Regions from separate parts of the Homo sapiens genome. Here region 1 is linked to region 2. A link is an interaction called in ENCODE POLR2A ChIA-PET data of the cell type or tissue named here. Cell type or tissue: Panc1. All regions are shown on one strand. Each heading gives the region's core, and the rest is flanking DNA. Links, peaks and the distances in the headings are about the cores only.

Evidence for each region. ChIA-PET counts read pairs that join two places held together with the same protein. Peaks named below come from ENCODE experiments on the same cell type or tissue, not always from the same donor. Only the 100,000 strongest peaks of a DNase experiment are listed, where the experiment ranks them.
Region 1: POLR2A ChIA-PET joins it to region 2 with 5 read pairs; 2 of 35 experiments call an interaction of 5 or more read pairs at or near these places.

What each region holds. Positions count from the first base shown.
Region 1 is chr3:53,506,981-53,511,897 of GRCh38, reverse strand. All of the region lies in intron 3 of CACNA1D (calcium voltage-gated channel subunit alpha1 D), which reads right to left. Among named protein-coding and RNA genes, the nearest start is that of CACNA1D, 15 kb to the right of the region's middle. RefSeq lists an enhancer at 1-55. In Panc1, for the core only: no CTCF peak of the experiment used is centred there; no DNase peak of the experiment used is centred there; H3K27ac peaks cover 779 bases.
Region 2 is chr3:53,684,072-53,688,988 of GRCh38, reverse strand. All of the region lies in intron 8 of CACNA1D (calcium voltage-gated channel subunit alpha1 D), which reads right to left. Among named protein-coding and RNA genes, the nearest start is that of CHDH, 160 kb to the left of the region's middle. In Panc1, for the core only: no CTCF peak of the experiment used is centred there; no DNase peak of the experiment used is centred there.

The sequences.
Region 1 (4,917 bases), core at 507-4,506, 180 kb after region 2:
TATATTCAAATATGGTTTTACGGGGGCAGGGGAGGATGTTCTTTGCATAAATTCCTGTATCCCTTTGTATTTTGAGTTAAACCAAGTTAGCACAAAGAGGGAATGTGTCTAATGGGACTATATTTTACCCGTAATAAATGCTTTAAAAAGTACTTTATGAATGATTAAATAATGGCTATGTTAAACTACTCTTTTTTCATCTTCCCAGCTTTCATCCTATACTAATTTATATAATCAAAAAGCAGCGTTTTTATAGAAATGAGAAGTACTTCCATTTTCATTATACCACAGTTTAATGTCGTACCCTGACCCCTGAAAAACATGAATGCAGGGACCATCTGCTTGCGCGGCATTTCTGACCCCGACAAAAGCACGGCGAAGACATGGCTCATTGTGCTCCAACAATGTACCTTACACAAGGACCTGCGCTGGAGATTCCTCCTTGGATGTGCTTCCTAGAAAGTGCTGCTCTGAATGAGCGTGGCTGCTTCCCTTTGTCGAAAGGATAAAAACCCTGTGTGTCAGGATGTACTCTTTTTCGCCGCCGCTGCTGGGAAACCTTGAGGCCAATTCCATGTCCAGGTGTCAGCAATCAGTTCCCCTCGAGCACCCTGGCAAGTAGACTTTGCTTCCATTCCCCATTGTCCCACTTTCATCAAATTCTATTTTCTAAACCACCTCAGAGATTTCGGAAATAAGAAGGGCACAAACCCTAAACACCATAATAATAGCGAGATTTTACTGTGTGTGAAAATAAAACAGATAATAAGAACACGGGACATCAGAGACATACCGGATTGGATATTCTTCTTCCCCAACTAACAGGGACATAAAGGCAGTATTTGTCATGAAACCAGTCCGTAGCAAGCAAACGTTCCAAAATAAGACTCAGTTTTTGTATTAGGAACTTATTTACCTATTAGCTACCTGGAATGAATATTTCACTCAAAAGAAACAATAGTATCTAAGCACCTGGGACTGAAAGCAAGGGAGACAAGAATAAGTTTTGGTGCCTTTTATCTGGTCACTGGTGCAAAATAGATTCCTAAAATCTAGGGCTCAGGTTTGTGGACTTTCTACTCTAACCAGATGCTCCAGATGCTACTAACATCCCAGAGAGAGGCCAGACCCAACCCCCAAGACTTCCTTTTGTACAGCCTAAGATACAGAACACATGAGGTCACTCTGCAGAGTGAAATGACTGCTGAGGCAGTGAGATGTGGTGTGAGGTAAAAGAGTACAGGCTTAGTGAAGAATGATGTGGCAATAAACATGGATATTAAAAACGCACATACCCTCCAACCCGGAGAGTTTACTTCTGAGTTGTCATCCCAGACAAACGTTTTCTTGCATGCACAAAGAAGCATACAAAAGGATATTCAATGCAGCATGATTTGAAACAGTAAAACTTTTGGAATTACCCTAAATGTTCATCACAAAGAAAACAAATAAACTGTGGTACATTCATACATGGAATATTTTACACCAACTATGAAGTTGTTAGATTTCTGCATACAGATATGGAAAGGTCTGTAAGGTCTATTGAGTGGGAAAAAGGAAGCCATAGAATGCATGTTCCCACTTGCACGAAATTTAAAATACTCAAACTGTATTTATGTTTCAAAATGCACAGGTGATATATACATACGTACACACACGCTGTGAAAAACAATTCGGAAGGGACACACGGAACTGATCATTGTAATTAGAAGGAGTTGGGTAGGTAAAGGGGTTTGTTACTTTATCTGTATTGTTTTAATTATTTGAAACAATGTATTCATGTATTACTTGTGTCAATTTTGAGTGATGATTTATAGTAAGAATGCAAAATATGAAAACAAATCTGGCTGTTTTCCAACCCCACACTGTAGGTTTTCCTTCACAACAAGGCATGGGGAGCCACAGCAGCGGGCTGGAAGGCAGAAACACAGGGCTGCTGTGCTCTGCACAGGAGGTCTCAATCAATATTTGTTGAATAAAGCTGCCTCAATTTCCTTTCTTATAAATACGTCCTCTTATAGCTGTAAAAAAGTATCTGTGAGTCTATGTTATGCAGGAATCCCTGACGGACACAGGAAAAGGATTCAGCGTCAGCCCTCAGAAGATGAGCATGGCAGGGAAAGGGAAGGAGAAAGAGCATGAGCCTCTCGCCTGGCCCCTTTGAATCCCCAGGCAAAGCTAACCTAGGCCACCTCTTCCTGCCTTCCCTGGCTGGGCTCCTACAGGGCCAGCCAAGACCGGGATCCCACCACACTCACTGAGCAGTCTGCACCTGCCTCCCCGCCCTCCCTCGGGTCAGCCCCTGATTCCCTCCAGCCTCACCTCGCGTTCACTCATTCAATAATTTCAACAGATGTCCTGTGATTTCTAAAACTACCACTCACCTAACAGGGAGGAAGGAAAAAATTAGCAAAAATAATTGCTTTGAAGTTCTGGAGAAGAAAGTCATTTTCTCCAGCCCAGGCAGTGTCTGGGGCCCTGCTTAATTAAAGCCACCAAAGGAAGGCTTCGTCCTGCAAGGCCTGTGTCAACAATGCCCACCTCCACCTTTCCCCTAACTCACACACTCATGAGCATGAGCTCTCTCTTACTCTCTCAAACACACACACACACACACAGAGGGGGCTGTGGAGCTCACTGATCAGTTCAGGCAGTTCCTCCTTCATCCCATCTTCAGCTATTCTGTTTCTTCCTCCATACCACCCATTTCCGGCTTTGCCTGCCCAGCCAAACACCCTTACAGCCCACAGGAACCCCAGCTGGGAGAATACCAATCTCACCTGAATTAAAAAAGGAAGGCCCCCGCCTCCACCACTCTCCTTATTTCCATCACATGAGCAGACAGGACTTGAGGACCACATCCTGTAGCTGCATGGTGGGGATGCTAACATCTACTCCTGGATCAACTGCTAACCAGCCCTCTACCCTTGCTGGGGCAGGGACACCCGCCGACACCCCTCCCTTCTGCACATCTGTCCACTCAACAGTAACAGTGCACATGGTCCCTCCCTGTACACCCCACCTCCAGAATTCTAGAACCTCTTCCATTCCTTTAGGAACTTTCTTTGGTGAGAAGCTGTTGGGGTCTGTTGGGGCGTGTCCCCACCGCCACTGGTATTTAACACCCAAGTGTCTCTACTGCTGGGCATGCTGTCACCCTGTATTGGGTACTTTTCACATTTGTCAGACAGTTAAAAAGTAAACAAACACCAATGAGGAAGGTTAAAAAAAAAGAAAACTACCCACCAATCTGCTACAGAGGTCTCTGTTTCTGATGCAATCATTGTTAAAATGCCGAACTTAAGCTGAGATTAAGAAAGAAATGCCTTGCTCTCACTTATAAGCGGGAGCTAAATGATAAGAACTTACGAACACAGAGGGAAACAACAGACACTGGGTCTACTTGAGTTGCGGGGTGGTGGGGGAAGAGAGAGGAACAGAAAAGATAACTATTGGGTACTAGGCTTAATACCTGGGTGATGAAATAATATGTACAACAAACCTGTGCGACTTGTGTTTACCTATGTAACAAACCTTCACATGTACCCCCAAACCTAAAATAAATGCTAAAAACAAAAAAAAAGAAATGTGGGAGGAAGAGCATCAGGATAAATAGCTAATGCATGCAGGGCTTAATACCTAGGTGATGGGTTGATAGGTGCGGCAAACCACCGTGGCATGCATTTACCTATGTAACAAACCTGCACATCCTGCACATGTATCCCGGAACTTAAAATAAAATAAAATTTGAAAAAAAGAAAGAAATGCACGTCCCCACATGCCCTCCTCAAAATGAGCTGAGGAAGATGTACACATAGGCAACGTGAGGCTGACCTACTAGAGGTCAGTCAGACTCTGGCTCAGAAACCCGAGGGTGCAGGGCAGGGATAGAATGCTGGTGACATCTTTTCAGCCCCCCCTTTCCAGCTGTGTCTGATGCCATTTCTACCCAGTGGACTCTTTGGTTAACTGAGTTTATAAATTGTACATACATACGCACTTTTTTTTCAGCTAAGCCAATTTGAGTGAGTTGTATTCCCACAATCTGTAACCCAAAGAGTTCTGGCTAATACTCTAATATACCCAAATATCCTCACCCTAAGGTAGTCTCACTAGTGAAGGGTCTAGATGGGGAGGTTCGTTGTATAAGGTATGACTATAAAATAATGATATTCACATTGTAAAAAAACAAACCAAATGAGCAAGGACCCCCACTGGAATTCCTCTTATGGAATTTTAATAGTAAAAAACCTAAATTCTTCTTTTTTTCCTTTATTTTTGAGACAGGGTCTCATTCTGTCACCCAGGCTAGAGTACAGTAACATAATCACAGCTCACTATAGTCTTGACCTCCCAGGCACAAGCAATCCCCCCACCTCAGCCTCCTGAGTAGCTGGGACCACAGGTGCACGCCACCACACCCAGCTAATTTTTTTTTTTTTTTTGGCGGGGGGAGACATGGAATCTCACTATGTTGCCCATTCTGGTTTTGAACTCCTGGCCTCCAGCAATCCTCCCTGCTAAGTGTCCCAAAGTGCTGGGATTACAAGCATGAGCTACTATGCCCAGCCACAAATCTCAATTAAGAGCTGGATTTTATTTTGGAAAAGCCGTCAATACTCAATCAAGTAAAGCCTTTGTCAAAATGACGTAAGGCTTAACAAAAGAGATATAATTATTTGTATAGCACATAGACTGTTTCACATTATATCATTAGGAAACCAACTTTGGGTAAAGTTTTACTACACGAGTCCATCTACTCTGGTCATTTTGAGGCTCTCTCCCCTTCTACCACATTTTTTTGTTTTTTTTTTTTTTTTTTTTTGAGATAGAGTCTTGCTCTGTCACCCAGGCTAGAGTGCAGTGGCTCACTCATAGTCCCCTACAGTCTCAAACTCCTGGGCTCAACCAAGACTC
Region 2 (4,917 bases), core at 369-4,368:
TTGGCATGTGTCTGTGGGCCTGTTTGTAAGTAATAGTCCATGATTTAAGGACAGGTGGGCCTCTGGGGACAGTACACCTCTCAGCAGGTGGTGTACTCTCACCCACTGACTTAAAATCCTTCAGACACAGCAAGGGTCTCCAAGACTCAGAGGCCCAAAACTGCCAGCAGGCAACTTAAACCAAGATTTATTTTAAAGCAGAAATTCGAAGGAATGATGGGTTCACTGTGGATTAATGTTTTATCCCTGAACCCAAAACCAAACTCATGACAGTCAGACTTAGAGAAATCAGGCTAATGCGCCAAGTGCCGCTCCAGGTCTTGGAAGGATGTGAGGCCCTGGAGAGAAGTGCAGATAAACATCCAGACTGCAAATGAGATGACTTTTCCAGCTCACAGAAATGACCTCCGAGGAGGAGGACACAACCAGGCCAGTGTGGAGCTCCCACATACTTGGAAAGGTCTTCCCGTTTATCCAGGCCCTTCCCATCCATTTCTCTCCTTGGTTATTAGGATGGCTCTGTGAGAAAAGTCAGAGATGGGGCGCTCCAATTTTAGGAAGAAAAAGCCTTGATTTGGAAACGTGAAGTATACTGACCAAAGAAGTCATGCCTCTGTAAGTACAGAGCAAGCACACGGGCCAGCACTTCTGACCCCTGCCTTTGTGCTCCCCTCACTACAACAGAGAAACCAGTAATCCCTCAGCCAGCAGAGACCCCACAGGCCAGGGTGGCACAGCTCGCAGCCAGATCACTGCCTCACCCCAGCTGGGCGGACCTCCACCCAAGGCCGAGTCTGTGGAGACTGAAGCTTCCAACAGCCCCACAGGGGCTACTATGAATAAGGCTCTATGAGTGCTCATGTACTAGTCATTTTGTAGACATAGATTTTCATTTCTCTTGGGCAAATACTAGAAATGGAATTGCTTGGCCATATGGTGAGTATATGTTTAACTTTATGAGATACTGACAAACTTTGCTAAAGTAGTTGTATCATTTTATGTTTCTATAAACAATGTATGAGCATATCAGTTGCTCTGTACTCTTGGTGACACTTGGAAATAGTCTTTTTGATTTTAGCTATTGTACTATCTATGTAGCAGTTTCTTAACTTGTACTTCCCTGATGGTTTATGACATAGAACATCTTTAATGTGTACTTACTGGCTACTCATATACATTCTTGTGTAAAGTATGTTTTGCCAATTTTTGAGTTGCTCATCTATTATCTAGTTGTTAAGAGTTCTTCACATATTCTAGATACACAGATGTAAGTGTTGTATTTTCTCCCAGTGTGGTTTCCCTTTAAATTTCTAGTCTTTGAAGAGCAGAAATCTATTTAGAAAATATTTATATGTTTAGCTTTTTAATTAGATCTATGATCGATTTCAAGTTTAATGTTTGTGTCTGGTATGACCTGAGCATCACACTTTTTGCAGATACCCAGTTTCTCCAGCTTATTTTTTTTTTTTTAACTAAAAAGAGTATCCTTTCTCCACTGAATTATCTAGCACCTTTATCAAAAAGCAATTGAACATATAAAGGAATTTCTGAATTTGTTATTCCATTCAGTTATTCTAGTCATCTATCTTTATGTCAAACATTGTATTTATTACAGCTTTACAGTAAATTTTGAAATCAGCAGTATAAGCCCTCCTTCTTTATTTTTTATGATTGTTTTCATTAGAGGTCATTTGCAATTATATATTAGTTTTAGAATAAGCTTGTCAGTTTCTAAAAGAAAGGCTATTGAGATTTATAAATGGGACAACATTCAATGCATAGAGAAAAATGGACATCTTAACAATATTGAGTCTTTCAATCCATGGGCATGGTATATCTTCATTTATTTAGATCATTGTAATTTTACTAATCAGTGTTTTGTAGTTTTCAGTGTAGAGGTCTTCCATATCTTTTCTTATATTCATTCCTATTAGGAATGCTATTGTAAATAATTTTTGATGGTAATTTTTTAAAATTTCATTTTCAACACCTGCAGCTTGTATACAGGAATAAAATGGAATTTTGTATACTGACTTTGTATCCTGTCACCCTGCTATACTCATTTATTAATTCTAGCAGGTTTTTGGTTCAATTATTGGGACTTTCTATGTAGACAATTATGTCTGTAAATAGAAATAGTTTTTTCTTTCTTTCCAATCTTTCTGCCTTTTATCTCTTTGTCTTACCTTCAGACTTTCAATAAAACATTGAATAAAAGAAGATAGAAAAATGGTTACTTTGTTCCTAATCTTAAGAAGAAAAGATTGAGTCTTTCACCAATAAGTATGTTGTCAGCTATAGTTTTTTTTTCAGGCTGAGGAAGTTTTTGCATATTCTTAGTTTGCTGAGAGTTATTAGAAATCATTATAGAATATTGTTAGTAATGTCTGCATTTACTGAGGTGATCGTATGATTTCCTCTTTCATTCTATTAATATGGTAAATTATTTGATTTTCCAATGGTGAATCAACTTATTTCTGGCATAAATCCCACTTGGCCATGAGATATTATTCCTTTCATCCTGCTATATTCTATTTGCTAATATTTGAGAATTTTTGTGTCCAAATTAATGAAGGACACTGTGCTTATTATGTCTTTGTAAAGTTTTGGTATTGAGATTTTGGCCTCATGAGTTGGGAAATGCTCCCTCCAACTTTACTACCTGAAAGAATTTCTAGGGATGGTATAATTTTTTTCTAAATCGGCTGACATAATTCACTTTTGACCTCATCTAGGCTTCTAATTTTCTTTGAGAGAAGATTGAGAGAAGATTCTGTTTGCGATTCTGTTTGCGATTCTGAATTCCATTTAAAAAGGCAAATATAGGACTCTCCCAATTTATTTCTTGGTAGGCTGTGTATTTCAAGGAATTTGCCTGTTTCTCCTAAGTTACCAAGTTTATTCTCTTATTATTTTAATGTCTGTAATATCTGTGGTATCTCCTCTTTCATTTATAAAACTGGTAATTTGCTCTTTTTCCTTTTTTGATTAGTTTTGTTAGAGATTTATCAATTTTTATTACGCTTTCTAAATAACTTTATAATTTGTGTTTTCTATTTTATTTACTTCTGTTATTCTTTTTTCTACTTACCTTGGACTTATTTGGTCTTCTTTTTCTAGATTAGTAGATGGAAATGTAGAACTACTGAGTTTAAACCTTTCTTCCTTACTGATATAGCTATAAATGTCCCTCCAAGCACTGCATTCAACGGATCATACAATTTCCCAGTTGGATTTTATCAGTTTCAAAGTATTTTCTAATTTTTATTATTTTTTGAGTTATAGGTTATTTAATTTCCAAACATTTGGGAAGGTTTATAAACAGCCTGTTATTGGCTTCTGTTTTAAATCTACTGCCATTAGAACAAAGATACTTTGTAAAATTTCAATCGAGAGGTAATGAGACTTTCATGGCCAAGATATGGTCTATGTCGGTGAATGTTCCACGTGCTCTGAAAAGAATGTGTATTCCGCAATTATTGAACACAGTATTTTATAAATATCAATTAGGTCAAGTTGGCTGAATTTATTAACCAATCTAAATATAATCTAGATATTATCTATATTTGCTGTTTTTAACCTAGTAATTATTGAGAAGGAATGATACAAATTTTCATCTATGTTTCTAGATTTATCAATTTCTCCACTTAATTTTAACAACTTTTGCTTCATGTACTCTCAAGCTGTATTTAGGTGCCAACACATTTAGGATCATTGTGTCTTCTCAGTGAATTGACCTTTTTATGAGAATAAAATGTCTATTTCTGAAATGTCCCTATTTCTGGAAATGTTCCTTATACTAAAGTCCAACTTGTGTGGATTAGTACAGTTCATCCATTTTTTATTTTTAATCCATGTCTTTATAGCATCTTAAATTTTTATTTAGTCTGACAATTTCTATCTTTTAACTAAAATGTTGTGTACATTTTCGTCCAATGCAATTATTGATATTACTGGGTTTGTCTACCATCTCGTTGTTGGTACTATATGTTCTTTGTTCCTTTTTCTTCCTTTTCTGACTTATTTTGGATAATTTAGTACTATTTAATATTCCATTTTATCTCTTCTTTTAGCTTTTTAGTACCCCTTTTAAGTCATTACTCTGGAGATTATCATATGCATCCTTAAGTTCTCAGTCTACCATGAATTCATATTATTTCAAAATGTAGTAACTTTATCACAGTGAAGCTCCATTTAACTTCCTTCTATCTTCTGTGTATGGTTATCCTATAATTTACTTTGACCTGTTACAGTTCCCATAATACCTTGTGCTTACTTTAAATTATCTTTTAGAAAATTTAGAAATGAGAAAAAATCTTTTATCTTTGTTTGCCATTTTGATGCTTTTTTTTTTTTTTTTTTTTTTTGACAGAGTTTCACTCTTGTTGCCCAGGCTGGAGTGCAGTGGCGTGACCTCAGCTCACCACGACCTCCACCTCCCAGGTTCAAGCGATTCTCCTGCCTCAGCCTCCAGAGTAGCTGGGACCACAGGCATGCGCCACCACTCTCAGCTAATTTTTTGTATTTTTAGTAGAGACGGGGTTTCTCCATGTTGGTCAGGCTAGTCTCAAACTCCCCACCTCAGGTGATCTGCCTGCCTCAGCCTCCCAAAGTGCTGGGATTAGAGGTGTAAGCCACCGTGCCCGGCCATGCTCCTCGTTTTTAAAGCGGACATTTAACGTTTCTATCTGGTATTATTTTCTTCTAGCCTGAAGAACCTCCTTTAACATTTCTTAGAGTGCAAATTTGTTGGTGACCAATTCTTAGATTTTGTTTACCTGAAAGTTTTTCTACTTCCTTCTTTTGTGAAGGGTATTCTTGCTTCATACAGAATCGTTTTTCCTTTTACCTCTTTGAAGATGTCACCCATTGCCCTACAACTTGCACTATATCTGCAAACAAGTAAATGCATATTCT